2 separate regions of the Homo sapiens genome follow, and region 2 is linked to region 1. Evidence: chromatin loops called from intact Hi-C (ENCODE). Cell type or tissue: psoas muscle. All regions are shown on one strand. Each heading gives the region's core, and the rest is flanking DNA. Links, peaks and the distances in the headings are about the cores only. Region 1 has its middle 96 kb from the start of PTP4A1. Region 2 has its middle 45 kb from the start of PTP4A1.

Region 1 (8,341 bases), core at 175-8,174:
CTCACCCTAACTTTATTTCTTGCCTCTGCAGCTACAGATTTAGCAATCTTTCTGATTTGCCTCCTTGTAATTTGTATCTTTAAATTCCTTTGTGCTTTTTGATAGTGCACACACTTGCTGATTCTTGTGTCTAATGAGAAGGCGTATTTTATTTCCCTGCCCAAAGCATCCCCATCCCAAACTCTGGCCCTTCAGCCTACATTTGGTTGAATCGGGACTGGTCCTGTCTTGGTTGAAAGTTTATTCAAAATTAGAAATGGGGGTAGAAGTGGGTAAAGAAATGTTATCAAGATTCCGAAATTCCTTTAAAGGTGGAGAAATAGCAAGATAAATAAATAAATGAAGATTCTGAGGTTCTTCAAGACAAAGTGGACTGGATTTTAGTGATTCTTGAAGTGCTTCAACATTGAGTGCCTAGGAAAAGCACTCAAAAGCCACTCTCATGTATGAACGGAATCTACTATCTCTATGAGCTCCCCAGAGAGAGTCAATCTCTGGAATAGCTGGGCTTTCTGATGCTAGTGCAATACTACATAGATATCTACAACCACTGTTTTGGGACAATCCTCTTATTCCACCAAACACTGAAGGCAGAAAGACAGCCCCCTCCTTAAAAATTATGCCCAATTCGGGCCGGGCGCGGTGGCTCAAGCCTGTAATCCCAGCACTTTGGGAGGCTGAGATGGGCAGATCATGAGGACAGGAGATCGAAACCATCCTGGCTAACGCAGTGAAACCCTGTCTCTACTAAAAATACAAAAAAATTAGCCGGGCGTGGTGGCAGACACCTGTAGTCCCAGCTACTTGGGAGGCTGAGGCAGGAGAATGGCATGAACCCAGGAGGCGGAGCTTGCAGTGAGCCGAGATCATGCCACTGCACTCCAGCCTGGGCAACAGAGCGAGACTCTGTCTCAAAAAAATAAAATAAAAATAAAAATAAATAAAATAAATAAATTTTTTTTTGCCCAATTCAAGGCCACATTTTAAAAGTTTTGGCAATTTCTGCAAATTAGGATGGGGTGAAAAATAAGATCTCCCAGTTCAGCCTGGGCAGAAGTCCACCAATTAACTGAGCTCAAGGAAAAGAAGTGGTTTGACATACTGTCCTGGACTCAATTCAGGGCAGATCCCAGGAGATAGCTTCATTAAAAAATCTTTTAGTAGGCCAGGCGCAGTGGCTCACACCTGTAATCCCAGCACTTTGGGAGACTGAGGTGGGCTGATTGCCTGAGCTCAGGGGTTCCAGAGCAGCCTGGGCAACATGGCAAAACCCTGTCTCTACTAAAAACACAAAAAATTAGCCGGGCATGGTGGTGCATGCCTATAATCCCAGCTACTAGGGATGCTGAGGCACTAGAATAGCCTGAACCCAGGAGGCAGAGGTTGCAGTGAGCCGAGATCATGCCACTGCACTCCAGCCTGGGTAACAGAGCGACACTCTGTCTAAAAAAAAAAAAAAAAAAAAAAAAAAAAATCTAGCTCATGTTTAAATTCAGTTTTTAACCAATGTCTCAGCCACACCAGTCCTGCTCTCCCACCCCTAGTCCACAACCTACACATAAATAATTGTCTGGAGGAAGTGTATTTTAATAGATTCTATATCAATTTTTATTCCTTCATTGTTACGAAACAGATGAATAATCCTTGGCAGATATACTTGAGAGAAGACTCTTCTCTCTTCCTGACTGGGGTCCAAGTAGTCCTAATCCCATTTATCCGCATCTGTATATTCCACATTGGATTTGTCTCACACATGTCCTTCTTGAGATGTTACTTCTGTGTTTGAGCCAGATTCTCTGTCTAGAAAATTGTCCTTGGTTATACCTGCTCAATGTTTGCTATTAATAATGATATACATCATAATCATTTAAAAAGCCCAAAACTATAACAACCCTTTAGATTAAAGATACATGCTCCATTGGCAGCCCTCAAGCCATTTATTTTCACAATGTGCTGAGTTTAACTCACTCATTCATTTATAAATTGACTTGGTTGCCAATATTTGGAATCAGAAGATGTTTATCCCAAATCCAGCTTTCCATGGGAAATCAGGTAACATGGGAGAACTTGGCCCATATTATGACATTCACACATGACACATAGGTAGAACTGGGTGACAATGTCCTTTTTAGAAGCTGCCTGTACTCTTCAGTTCAACCCAGTAACTACCACTTTCTGTTTTTCTCTAACATGCAAACCAAGTATGGATTGCCATTTATCACTATATGTGGACAGCTGACTTTCTTAGAACACAGAAATATTTCTTTGCATTCATGTTTGTGTAGAAAGTGGGAAAACGGGACGGGCGCAGTGGTTCATGCCTGTAATCCCAGCACATTGGGAGGCCAAGGTGGGCGGATCACGAGGTCAGGAGATCGAGACCATCCTGGCTAACATGGTGAAACCCCGTCTCTACTAAAAATACAAAAAAATTAGCTGGGCATGGTGGCAGGTGCCTGTAGTCCCAGCTACTCAGGAGGTTGAGGCAGGAGAATGGCATGAACCTGGGAGGTGGAGCTTGCAGTGAGACAAGATCACACCACTGCACTCCAGCCTGGGCCACAGAGCAAGACTCCATCTCAAAAAAAAAAAAAAAAGAAAGTGGGAAGTTAGGCTGGGCGCTGTGGCTCACGCCTGTAATCCCAGCACTTTGGGAGGCTGAGGCAGGAGGATCACCTGAGGTCAGGAGATTGAAATCAACCTGGCCTACATGGTGAAACCCTGTCTCTACTAAAGATAAAAAAAATTAGCTGGGCGTGGTGGCAGATGCCTGTAATCCCAGCTACTTGAGAGGTGGAGGCAGGAGAATTGCTTGAACCTGGGAGGTGGAGGTTGCGATGATTTGAGAAGACTCCGTCTCAAAAAAAAAAAAAAAAGGAAAGAAAATGAGAAAATGAAAGGTTGACTTCCCCACAGATTTTGTGCAAAATGAGACAATGAATATTTCTTTGTGGAAATAATAATTATTCCTACAAGTTTAATATGCAAACGAAATGTGTCTCCATTGTAGACGTTCAACTAAAAACATTGTTATAAAACAAACCACTGTAAGAACAATGACCTCTATAAGGACAAAACAAGTGTAAGAACTGAGGTATCAAAAAGGATTTGTTTTAGGATGCAGAAATGCTGCTATAAAATGCATTTACAAACTTACTGTCTTCATTCATATACCTCATCATATACTTCATAGTCCCCATACCCTAACACCCCATGCCAACCCCATTGGCATGCTGTTGCAGTGACTTTTGGGTTTGCAACTTCTGCTTTAAATGAATAGATCTGCCAAAAAAAAAAAAAAAAAAAAGACACCCAATTGCCCTCTATTACCACCCATAGAGACCCAACATACTTGACATCCAAAGATATCATACCAACCCAACATGGTATGTTTCTGGTTAATAGTTATTACAAATCCTGGGGAAGTGATATGTGTGTACTTTGAGATGATTAATAAAATTCAGTGACCTAATGGTGAAACAAAGAATGAGGCATTTATACAATTGAATATTTCAAACAGGTTGGTATAAATTTTGTCTCTTATCCTAGGCCATTAAAGAGGTATTCGAAATAAGGCTTGAAATATGCTTCAAACTTCATATAGAGTATGCCAGATAGTGGGCAGGGACTGACTGATATACCAAAAACACGTTTCTAATATCTGGGCTAATAGTAGTTAACAACCCCAAGCACTAAGTTTAAAAAAGAAGAAGCAGCACATCAACAACAACTGTTGTTGCTAAAGTAAGAAAATGTTTTGGGCAGATCAGAATTTAGTCACACACCAGTTTTGATGCCAGCAGGTCATGCTCAGAACAGTCTGCCCTGGAACCTACTGGGACTGCTGAAATTCTGGCAGGCCCAAGGAGTGCTAAAATCAAAGGCAGCCCTTCAGAGGAAGAGGGAAAAGGCAGGGTGTCTAGTAGCAAAGTTCAAGCAGGCAGAGTACTGACCCCTTCTGTCTAATGTCATTCAGATCAAGAGCCGAGTGGAGATAAAGGACATTATTATGTAGATTTTTTGTTTTATTTTGGTTTGGTTTTTTTGTTTGTTTGTTTTGTTTTGTTTTTTGGTTTTTTTTACTGATAGATGTAATGAAGCCATAAGAGAGAGGCTTAAGGAGATTCTTCACTAAGCAACAAAATCATTAAAAGTTCACCTTGGTGAGATAGTGCTACCTCATAATTACATGACTTGTTTATTGCAAGTTTTCAGATTGTGTTCTCCTATCCTTGCAAATCTAACAACCTCAGCATACAAAGCTTGATGTGACAGAAGTTAGAGCAGTTGAAAAAACCAGGACTGTTCGATTAACTCTTGTGGCATAACAAATTACCCCAAAATTTAATAGCTTAAAACAACCATTTCATTTTGCTTACAATGTGAGGTGTTAGTAGTTCAGGAAGAGCTCAATTGAGCAATTCTCTTTAGAGTTCCCCCTACAGTTGCAGTTAGATATTGGCTGGAACTGCGATCATTTGAAGGCTCAGCTGGACTGGATGTCAAAGATACAAGGCAGTCGGTGCTGGCTTTCAGCTGGGAGCTCAACTGGAGCTATTAACTCAAGCACCTACATGCTGTTTCTCCATGTGGCTGGGTCTTCTCACTCAGCAGCTGCTAGACTCCAAAACATAGTATCTCAAGAGGGGAGAGTCTAAAGAGCACAGGAAGCAAACATTCTAAGAGACCAAGAATAAGCTGCAAGGAGACCCAGCCTTGGAAGTCACTCAGTGATATTGGCACTGAACTTTATTCATCAAGGAAATCGCTATGACTAGCCTAGATTCAATGAAGAGAAATTAGATCCAATCGTCTAGGAAAGAAGTCTTATAAAATTTGCCATTGTTTTTAATTCATCATAAACACTTTTTCATCATTCTGCTGCTTCTACCTTTCTTATGTTACTCTTCCCATCTAAATTTGGAAATAAGCATCCTTTACTCTGAAGCTATGGCTTTTAATTGAAACCCTTCCTAGTAGTCAAGCCTAGACAGATGGAAAATAAGTTCTCTTTTTAAATTTGTTTCTAACATTTGCTCTACTGTTTTTCTGATACCAAAACTGTTGGAAGCAGCATTTCTCATCACAGTTTGTGATAGGAATGCCATTTTAGAGTTAAAATTTAATATACAGAATTTCAGTTAATCTTCCTTGAAGAAATAATACAAAACAAACTTTCATAAGCTTAAAAGTCAGAAAAGACAGACAATAGATTTTGCTTTGTTACATGCTGTTCTAGAACAGTTAGTTTTATGTCATCCATTCTTAGTTAATTATAAATTACCTTTATAAAATAAAACTCATAATATCACATTTAATCATTCTTCTTTTGTTCTATGTAAAAACATGTATCTGATCTCTTAAACTTTACAAAGTAAAAGGATGTTCTTATATTTCCCAAAATGATGAAATTGCTGTATCTTCTTTTCTCGTGGCTAATAAAGCATTTAAAGTTCACATATCCAAATCAGATCGTTTATTGAAAGGAAATAGGGTTTAACATAGAAATGGAGAGTTTCTTTGAAATATGCCATGGGGGTCTCGTCCTAGTCTACGAAGCTTCAAAAATGTTTTTCGTCACATAAATCACGTAAGATCCAGTTTTGGTTTTCATCCTTTTTTTTTTTCTTTTTCTTTTTCTTCTTCTTCTTCTTTTTTTCTTTTTTTTTTTTTTTTTTTTTTTTTTTGTAGAGATGGGGTCTCACTCTGTTGGCCAGACTAGTCTCAAACTCCTGGCCTCAAGAAATCCTCCTTCCTTGGCCTTTCAAAGTGCTGGGATTACAGATTACAGGTATGAGTCATCACACCCAGCCTTCATCCCTTTTTGTTTGCAGAGGAGGAGGGTAATGTTTTCTAGAATCCAACAGTGGCTGTTTCTTTGGTTTCATCAATAAAATTTTCCTTTCTCTGTGATACTGTCATATTCCTCCTCCTCCCCCTACTCATCTTCTTCTTTTTCTCCTCATCCTCCTCCTACTTCTCATATTCTTTTTCCTTCTTTAGTATTCTGTATTCTTGAACTGAACTTATATCAAGGGAAAAAACAAAATAAAAGAAGAATAACTGAACATAAAGTTTTATATATCTTATACTGTAAAGATTTATGGAGTCAAATACATAGCTATTCACTGAACCTACCTAAATTTGAAGAGTTCCAGTTTAGTTGACTGTCTAATTTAAGTTAAACCAAAAAGGCTATTAGAGCAAAGAGGGAGGATTTTAAGAGGTTAGTAAATTATTAAGCCAAAAAATGTTTAAAATGTATAAATGGGTAATAGACAAATCCACAGTGACAGAAAGTACGTTAGTGGTTGCCAAGGACTGGGGGAAGCACAGTGCGGAGTGACTGCTAATGGATACATGGTTTCTTTTTGGGGGTGATGAAAATGTTCTGGTAACTAAGTACAACTCTTCATGTATTGCTTTCCCTAATACTCCTGTGGGCCCTAGGACGTTCTGAAAAAAAAAAATCTAAATTTCCATCATCCACCCTAAATAAGTTGAGTTACATCACCCAGGTGGGGTTGTGAGAGGTAAGCTGAAAAGAAGTATTCTGAGGAACAAAGAGCCAAAAATAATCCCTAGCTGAAAATGCTGCCTCACCACCCCCATGTACGGCTCATTCTAATCATATAGACGATCATCAGTTCATCCTACTCTAAAGATTCAAGAATTTAAACTTATTTCCTCAAAGAAAACTGCAAATATCAAAGACAAGCTTGAGTAAATAATTAAGGTGTTTATTGGTTTATGAACTAGAAATTCAAAAGGTAGGGTGTGCTTTAAGGTTGGTTTGATGCAAGAGTTCAGTGATTTTATCAAAGACTTAATTTTTCCTCTCTCAGCTTTTCCTTCTACAGTGTCAGCTTATTCCAAGGTTTACAACCTTCATGATACCACAGTGGTTACAATGGTTCCAAGCTTACAGAGACGTATAAAAGGATACAGACAAGAGAGAACATGTCTTTCAGTTGTACTCTCAGAAGAGCCAAGAAACACTTTTCCCAAAAATCCCTTTATCCATAACTCACTGGTCTGTCTGGAGACAGGAGTCCATTTCTGACAGAGAAATGCTAACTTAACTGGTTAGATTAGACAACCCAGGCCTCAACCAATCACTGCATCAAGGGAGATGGGCTTACTGAGATTGGCTTTGGTCAATCACAGTCCATTTCTGGTGATCAACTGCTTTCAAAGCGTATCAGCAAGGGAGACCCAGATGAAAATTTAAGTACTCTTAGGCAGGGGAAAGGAAGTAATAGATGCTGGAAAGACAAACAACATTCACTATAATTTTTCTGGCCTATCGATGAAAATATATCTAGTAAAGTAGACAAAGTGAAGTAGGAGGTACAGTAACAACTTCTTTTTTTTTTTTTCTTTTCAGCAATGGAATGTTAGAGCTAAATGAAATCCTAAAATGTACCCAAGGCTGGGCTCAGTGGGTCACGCCTATAATCCCAGCATTTTCAGAGGCCGAGGCTGGCGGATCTCGAGGTCAGGAGATCGAGACCATCCTGGCCAATATGGTGAAACCCCGTCTCTACTAAAAACACAAAAAAATTAGCTGAGCATGGTGGTGGGCACCTGTAGTCCCAACTACTCAGGAGGCTGAGGCAGGAGAATGGCATGAACCCGGGAGATGGAGATTGCAGTGAGTCGAGATCATGCCACTGCACTCCAGCTTGGGCGACAGAGTGAGACTCCGTCTCAAACAAACAAACAAACAAACAAAAAGTGCTCAATTTGAACTCCTCATTTTATAGATGAAGAATCTGAGACTCTGTTTAATTGATTTGGCCATACTTACAAAGTCTAAATCACCTATTTCCTAATCATTCAGTCATTTATCAGCAATTGTTTATCAAGCACTTACTATTTGCCAGGTACCTCTCTAGTCACTGGAGATACAGGAGGGAATAAAACAAAGCAAAACTGTGCCTTCATGAAGTCCACATTTTAGTGGGGGCCTTTTCTCTAAGGTCATTACTCCCACTCACTCTTTACAACAACCCCAGGCACCCTGTTTCCTCTCTTAGTGCTAGGCATTCACAACCTGTGTTCCTTCCTTTTGCTGCTACCCAGCTCTCAGATGCAGCTGATGCCATGGGTTTCAGAGACCTGAAAAGCCCCACTGGCCTCCAGGTGCACAATGGTTACCTGGCTGACCAGAGCTGCAACAAGGGGTATGTGCCATCACAAGCAGACGTGGCAGTAATTGAAGCAGTCTCCAGTCCATTGTCCGGTAATTTGTGTCATGCTCTACATTGGTATAATTACATCAAGTCTTACGAAAAGGAAAAAGCCAGCCTAGCAGGAATGAAGAAAGCTTTGGGCAAGT
Region 2 (8,341 bases), core at 153-8,152, 51 kb after region 1:
AAGTGACCTGCCCACCTCAGCCTCCTAAAGTGTTGAAATTACAGGCACGAGCCATAGTACCCAGCCGAATCACTCTTTTATTTTTTTTTACATCACTCTTACGAGTCATCAAAAACAACTATAAAGTAAGTGTCTAGGATGTTTATTTCACTATTATGTACTTTCTCAGGCATTATACACAATATGATGTCTATAAATGAAGGCGGGCAGATCACTTGAGGTCAGGAGTTCGAGACTAGCCTGGCCAACATGGCAAAACCCTGTCTCTACTAGAAAACACAAAAATTAGCCAGGCATGATGGGGCATGCCTGTAGTCCCAGCTACTCGGGAGGTTTGAACCCGGGAGGTTGCAGTGAGCCATGATCGTGCCACTGCACTCTAGCCTGGGCAACAGAGTGAGACTCCATCTCAAAAATAAATAAATAAATAAATAAATAAAAGAAATTCTGCAAGGTGGTAAGTTATTGCAGAAAAATAAAACCAGTTCCATGTCAATCTACTATAAGCCCACTCAGATCTAAGACATCTTATTTGCCTAGAGCAAGCTTATCCATGCATGTGGCCCAGGACACTTTCAATATGGCCCAACACAAATTCATAAACTCTTTTAAAATTATAAGACTTTTTTTGCGATTTTTTTAAGCTCATCAGCTATCGTTAGTGTTAGTGTATTTCATGTGTGGCCCAGACAATTCTTCTTTCAGTGGGGCCCGGAGAAGCCAAAAGATTGGACACCCCTGGCCTATAGCACTCTGTGTCTGAATTTTTAACAGATTGCCTACTCCTAGCATAATAATGTTTTATTGTCATTCTCAAGTTTCTAAGGTATGACTATATAAACAGTAGAAATAAATTAAATATTAAAAAGGTAGAATTGTATCAATAGGCTTTTTTTTTTCTGGAGACAGTCTTGCTCTGTCGCCCAGGCTGGAATGCAATGGTGCCATCTTGGCTCACTGCAACCTTTGCCTCCCAGGTTCAAGTGATTCTCCCCATGTCTCAGCTTTCTAAGTAGCTGGGACTACAGGCCCGCACCACCACACCCAGTTAATTTTTGTGTTTTGAGTAGAGATGGAGTTTTACCCTCTTGTCCAGGCTGGTCTCAAACTCCTGGCCTCAAATAATCTGACTGCCTTGGCCTCCCAAATTGCTGGGATTACAGACGTGAGCCCCCATGCCCAGCACTCAATAGGCTTTTAATCTAGCTTATAAAGTGTAAAGAATCCTAGAGGATATATTAATGACACATATTTGTATGAAAAAATTATTTCATATTGAAGACCAGTACCTTCTCAAAACTGCCACAGCAGATGAATTTCTTCTAAGAGGACATCAATTTGGGCCTTTATTATACCTTGAGTTTAATAAGTGAGAACTTCAAGGTAGTATATGTAAAAGCATTTTGAAAAATATGTATAATTTTAATTCCTATATGAATTTATTGTTCAATATGTTTCAAGAAAAAAGATGAAGCAATTCACAGTTTTTAAAAATGTAAAAATAAAATTATCCAAACAGAAGCCTTGGATGAGATTCTACTGAATGACTCTGAGCTTCCTGGCAGCCAAAGCAAAAGAGAAATGCAAAGTGTTATTTCTTTTCTTTTCTTTTGACTGACAAGAAAAAACATACAAGTTCATGTGAAAAACCTATCTTCTCACATGAAATTGTATATATTATCTCATTCAAAGTTTCTATTTTAATCATTTCCTTTTTATATGTTTTAGAATTATAAACATTATATGTGAATGCGAGATGTGGCATACCACAATGGACAAATTTTTAAATTGCAGTTTTTGAAGATACCTCAGAGGCATTCTTCATATAAGCATTTTTTATGAAAAAACTTAAGAAAGTAAAATTAATTATTGAGTTTAACTCCTAAATTAGTGGAGTTGAGCATGTCACCAAGCCTTGTTCTAACTTGATTCAGGGATTTAGCTTAGACAGACTAGAGCAGCATTTCTGAAAGGGTGTTTAGAAGATGTCCTGCATCAAATTATTCAAGGCTGTTTCAAAGGTGAAGATTTCTAAGCCCCACTCTACAACTACTGAATCAGAACTCTGGTACAGATTTCAAAATTCTCAATTGTAAATAAGTTATCCTGGTGAATTGTGTGTCTGCAGTGCTAGTTATTAGTACTCTTTCAGGATCAAACCCGCTCTTCCATATTTGGCCTTGTGATGCTGAAGCCGGTTGTGGGTAACCTCCAGTGTCATTTTTGCCACCTGGCTTCCGGTTAGATTCTGCCAATGGGGGAGCTAGAGAGAGAACAGACGGGAGGAAGGAGGTGGAACACACTCCTTCCCGTTTGCTTGCTATTCTTGTCAGTATCACCTAGCTGTGGTTCTTCACGCCAGCAGTTCTAGCTTTTTCTAGTAGCAGTTGGTTCCAGTTTCCACTATTTCCCCATCTCCCAGAACCTAGTTCATGCCACTCTCTCAGAGCATCTTCTGAAATCTGGGTTCCAGCTCCACTGGACTCTCCTCTGCGTTCTGAAGCACCAGTGCCATCCAGGCAGCTTCCTCACCTCAGAGGTCTGGATTCCAGCTTCCACCTTCTCCAAGCTTGTAGTTTCCAACAACCCCAACCTTTCACCTTTCCCCCCAGGCCTAGTGGTAGCAGCTGCTTTCTGCAATTACTTTCCCTGTGTATTTGTTCCTTTTTCCCCTGTCAGTCCTCCAATATCTATATAACTAAATTTCCCTGTGTAAATTATCTCTTAAAATAGTTGGTGTGGTTTCTTTTTTCCTGACTAAACCCTGACTGATACAAATGTTAATATTTGAGTTCTAGTGAGTTGGGACATTAAGGAGACAACGTATCTCTAAGACAGTCTCTTCCAATTGTCAATTGTTTAAACCTTCTTTCGGTACCAGTATACAAAAGAGTGGTGCCAGGAGTTTCAACCACTATATTTTATTGCCTTAAGAAATTTCTAGGCCAGGCGCAGTGGCTCATGCCTGTAATCCCAACATTTTAGGAGGCCAAGGCGGGCAGATCACCTGAAGTCAGGAGTTCAAGACCAGCCTGGCCAACATGGTGAAATCCCGTCTCCACTAAAAATACAAAAATTAGCTGGGCATGGTGGTGGATGCCTGTAGTCCCAGCTACTCAGGAGGCTGAGTCAGGGGAATCACTTGAACCAGGGAGGCGGAGGTTGCAGTGAACCAAGATCTCACCACTGCACTCCAGCCTGGGTAACAGAGCAAGACTCCACCTCAAAATAAATAAATAAATAAAAGAAATTTCCAGAAGCTTTGGGTTCTAGAATAGCTGATAACAAAGTTGAAATTCTATTATCAAAAATGAAGAATTCTTACATAATCTTTCCCAGAATCAGAGCCAATCCAGTTCAACAGAGAGGAAGACCACGTATGATAAATCCGCAAGCAGAACAAAAATATTTTTTTAAAAAGATTTTTAGGCCAGGCGCAGTGGCTCATGCCTGTAATCCCAGTACTTTGGGAGACCGAGGCAGGCGGATCGCAAGGTAAGGAGATCGAGACCATCCTGGCCACCATGGTGAAACCCTGTCTCTACTAAAAATACAAAAATTAGCTGGACGTGGTGGCGTGTGCCTGTAGTCTCAGCTACTCCGGAGGCTGCATTTCTTGAATCTGGGAGGCAGAGGCTGCAGTGAGTCGAGATCACACCACTGCACTCCAACCTGCGACAGAGCAAGACTCTATCTCAAAAATGTATATATATATATATATATATATATATATATATTTATTTATTTATTCTTCTTAAGGGCTTCCATAGGATGCATTACTTGCACTATCTACAGGACAAAAGACCAAATGTTGGATTTATATGTAAGGGCATCCATGATGTTATGCACTTCTTCAAAATGATTTCAAGTTTATCTTTCTTTATTAGGGCACTGCTTCCACATGAGCTCATTGTTGTTCCCTGCTGCACCTTATATATGTATTTCTACCTTCATGTCTTGACTCAGGCAGTTTCTTTTATCTGAGAGTCCTTATTGAATATACAAATACCTGAGCAGTCCTCATAATGGATACTCAACACATGTTGGAACTGGCTTGGATTGCCTTTCTTCTACAGTGAGTCTTCCTCAGAATTAGTCTGCTTTGAAGTGCTATAGCAGTTACTTTATGTGCACATTTTAAACAGAGCACATGTTCTCTTCTGAATTGCTTGTGTCTATGTTCAATCTTTCCTCCTAGATTTATAAACTCTTTAAAGACATGCCATATATCTTACAGATTCTCGTATCACCACAGTAACCCACAGACCTTGCATAGAATATTGACCAATAAGTGCCGAGTGAATAAGGACCTAACAAATAGTCATCTACTATTTGATGGGTCTTTCCTTTCTCCTCTTCTTATGTTGTAGATATCTCAAAAGCTTTTCAAAATGTAGAGGGTATAAATAATATCTAATGTGCTTTATACTGTGTCCACAGTATTATAAAATAATATTTTCACTTTTCTAGATCTGCATGATACTTCCCATACATTAACTATTTAAGTTTCGGTGACAACTCTTCCATTTTAACCAAGAAAACTGAGACTCTGAGAACTTAAGTAACCATGTCCAAGGTCACGTAATGAGACAGTGATGTTTCTGGAATTCGAAAAGGGCTCTTTCACATACATTGCATGGTCTCTTGGGAAGTTAGAGCTTAGACAGTGACGATAACAGTGATGAGCTCACCTGACAGATTGCTCTTTTTCCTCTGCAGAGACTTGCTTCAACACCAGGAAGAACATGAAAGGGTGACTCATAATTCCCAGCAGCAGTGCCAGTTCATGTGCTGGGATTCTGACCACAAGCCTAACAATCAGGTCAGGGAGTCAGATTTCTGTTGGATTTAGAAAAGCATCTATGTGTTTATGAAAGAAACCCACTGGATTTTTAATAGTTCTGCAGCTCTTGGAGGCTCTACATCTACCCTTTCTCCCCAGCCAAGAGCATGGCTATGGGAGAAGGAAGGCAGGCAGCAGGCAGGTAAGTGTGACTTCCTCACTTCCCCTACCTTCTCATCTTAAAGCCATAGAGTGGTTGCTGGGTAACCCACTCCTACATATATTGGTTCATAAAGCCTAGTGAGCCACTGAAATTCTTACTGATCTGTAAAATTTCAAACACACTAGTAACACAGACAGCCATGGTGTAGATGACTTGAGCACACATAGTATATTTTCTGCTCCCATTGGGCTGTTTGAAGAATAGCATTGGCTGGGCACAGTGGTGTGAACCTGCAGTCCCAGCTACTCTGGAGGCTGAGGTGGGAGAATCGCTTGAGCCCAGCAATTAGAAATCAGCCTGGGAGACACAGTGAATCTCTGTCTTTTTTTTTTTTTAAGGCCGGGTACAGTGGTTCATGCCTATAATCCTAATACTTTGGGAGGCCAAGGTGGACAGATCGCCTGAGCCCAGGTGTTCAAGGCCAGCCTGGGCAACATGGTGAAACCTCATCTCTACAAAAAATATAACAAAACAAATTAGCCAGCCATGAAAAACTAGCCAGGCATGGCGGCATGCATGGTGGTGTGCGCCTGTCATCCCAGCTACTCAGGAGGCTGAAGTGGGAGGATTACCTGAGCACGGGGGAGGTCAAGGCTGCAGTGAGCCAAGATTGCACCACTGTACTCCAGCCTGGGGGACAGAGTGAGACCCTGTCTCAAAAAAAAGCAAGGTTTAATATCAACTTTGGTGGCACCCTCCACAGAGTATTTATACTATAGAATATGTTTTATAAAAATATTTGGGAGGCCGAGGCCGGTGGATTACCTGAGGTCAGGAGTTCAAGACCAGCCTGACTAACATGGTGAAACCCCATCTCTGCTAAAAATACAAAAATTAGCTGGGCGTGGTGGCACATGCCTGTAATCCCAGCTACTTGGGAGGCTGAGGCAAGAGAATCACTTGAATCTGGGAGGCAGAGGTTACAGTGAGCCGAGATTGCACCACTGCACTCCAGCCTGGGCAACAAGAGCGAAACTCCATCTCAAAATATATATATGTGTGTATATATATATATGTATATATATGTGTGTGTATATATATATGTATATATATGTGTGTATATATATATATGTATATATATGTGTGTATATATATATATGTATATATATTTGCTAATAACTTTACAGAACTTTCATATAATTTAGACAGGTGTCTAGGTTCTCTGGAGTCTCAGAAAAATAATACCTAGTCTTTCTCTACATAACATTTGATACATAAAATGGTCTTATTGCAAGACAAATATCAGAACAAAGATCAAACTGCTTAATTTCCTACATCAATTCAAGCAGAAACTTTTCAATTCAATCTCAAACTTTTAGGCAAAATAATTGTCCAGATTACTTTGCTTCTCTCACTCCTGCTCCTCCTCCTTCACCCCTCCCTTGCCTCTCTTGTCTCTTTTTCTAACAACCTAGCCTTCCTTTTCTACCTCTCTCGCTTTTAATTCTCACCCCTTTCTTTCCTTTTGTAGAGGAGGGGCTTAAACTTTTAAGAAATTGCTTTGTTTGCTGTACTCTCTCAAAAGCTTGGTTTGAGCAGCCAACCCTGTTTGCATAAAATGAAAGTTAGAAAACTAAAAGTTTTGTGAACCAAGGGTGGAGGAAAAGGTTATGCATTTTATCACACAGTTCATCATCCTATCAGCCAAGAATGAGGTTCCGTTTTTCTGAGTAATCCCTCACCTACCCACATCCTATATTGGCAAAATACGTGCGTAAGAGGAATTGGCAGGAGCTATCAGAGAACTAAAAATTATCAATTAGGTGTAAAAATATGTCTGCAGTTACCAGTAAGTTAGTATTTTCACTATTAAAGAAATAGGATATTTTGCCATTACAAATAGTTATGTAATTTGTCTTTTCACCATTATTTAGGTACCTTTATAGAGTTATGAGTAATATTTCACTTTTTGACAAAAAGAAAATTAGAATCATGAAGATTAACTGTTTCTCGAGATAGGGCAAGGATAATAACAGTATAGATTTCTGAAAATGAGCCGATAGAAAATCAATCCAAAGAAACTGACAGAAGGAAGTCAAATTGGAACCATCCAAAATGATATAACAATGAAATGTGATCATTAAAACAGCCATGAAGTTAATTTACTTAACACTTTTTTTTCATACACTGGAGTCAGCAGATTATTCCAAGGTGAAGAAAAGGCATAGATGTAACCTTGTAAGAGGACAGCTGTGAGACACAGCTACAGACAAAGCCAGCCTGAGAAAAAGCACAAAGGCTGAATATTAAATTTATATGATGGTACTGGAAGGCAGCCAGGAGTGGTTTGCCCTGCCTTTTATTCCCAAATCTGTAGTTGGGATGGTACCATAAGATGCTCTAGGTAAACATGAAGGCTTAGACGCCCAGATGTAAATGGCTGCCTCATACAGTCACACAGGCTATTTACTGCACAACTCCAGTGGACGCCGTTCACATAGGCTACAATGTGAAAAAAGCCCCCTGAATTTGTGAACATGGAGGCCCTTCTGTGCTAAATCACTAGGGTCATAGGGAATAATAGAAAAAAAGGAGAAGATAAAATTGTATTAAACTATCATAAAGATTTTTTCAAATAAAACATATACATAGAAAAATGATCAGAAGGAAGTACATCAAAATGAAATTTCTAGAGGCATACCTGAATTCATTTTTTCTTATTCCTAGTCTTCTGTATTTTAACATTGAATAAATCAGCAGTTTTAAAATAAATTAACATTTAATAAAGTAGTACCTTAAAACATCCAAATTGATACTTTCTTATAGCTTCAATGCTATAAACTATCAGAGATGTAATGATTAGAATGGTTTCCATACCAATGGAAAATCCTTTAGAAAAATGAGCACTATTTTTCTACATTTGTTTGCATTTTAACCTAGCTTTATAATTTCAACTATTCAACTAAATATAAGAATGAGCTTTGCTTGTGAAAATTCTGATATTATAAATACTAGAGAACTTCTATATTGTGTGTCCAAAGATAGATCAGGTTTCAAGCACAGTTCCCTCAGTCTCCAAAGTCCTCTCAGTTCTGCCTGCCTCTTGAGTTGGTGTCCATCAAGATAACTGCAAGCAATGAGGGCTACCTGCTTCCTGGTTCACAGCCAATGGGCAGAGACTGTCCACCTCTAAACTAATCACAGACTAAGAAGAGGATTTGGTTTAATTAGTGGGGAATAGATGGAATGAAGGGCAAATACCGATTTGTGAGGCCTGTAACATTTTCAGTCTGGGGGTTCTCTTTAACTAAAACAATAAAAAATTTATTCCAAAAATGAACATTTATTTGGAAAGAAAAAACATAACAAATTATAATTTTTAATGCAAAATGCCT

Evidence for each region. A loop is a pair of places that touch in the nucleus more often than their neighbours do. Peaks named below come from ENCODE experiments on the same cell type or tissue, not always from the same donor. Only the 100,000 strongest peaks of a DNase experiment are listed, where the experiment ranks them.
Region 2: a loop joins it to region 1, with 2.8 times the contacts of the local background. A loop is called at or near these places in 5 of 110 quality-filtered maps.

The regions. Positions count from the first base shown.
Region 1 is chr6:63,472,028-63,480,368 of GRCh38, forward strand. It overlaps a transcript of LGSN not described here and the pseudogene EEF1B2P5. Among named protein-coding and RNA genes, the nearest start is that of PTP4A1, 96 kb to the right of the region's middle. In psoas muscle, for the core only: a CTCF peak has its summit at 4,429; DNase peaks (open chromatin) are centred at 3,834 and 4,514; H3K4me3 peaks cover 1,210 bases; H3K27ac peaks cover 3,236 bases.
Region 2 is chr6:63,523,100-63,531,440 of GRCh38, forward strand. It overlaps a transcript of LGSN not described here and a transcript of PTP4A1 not described here. Among named protein-coding and RNA genes, the nearest start is that of PTP4A1, 45 kb to the right of the region's middle. In psoas muscle, for the core only: no CTCF peak of the experiment used is centred there; a DNase peak (open chromatin) is centred at 4,782; H3K4me3 peaks cover 1,288 bases; H3K27ac peaks cover 4,019 bases.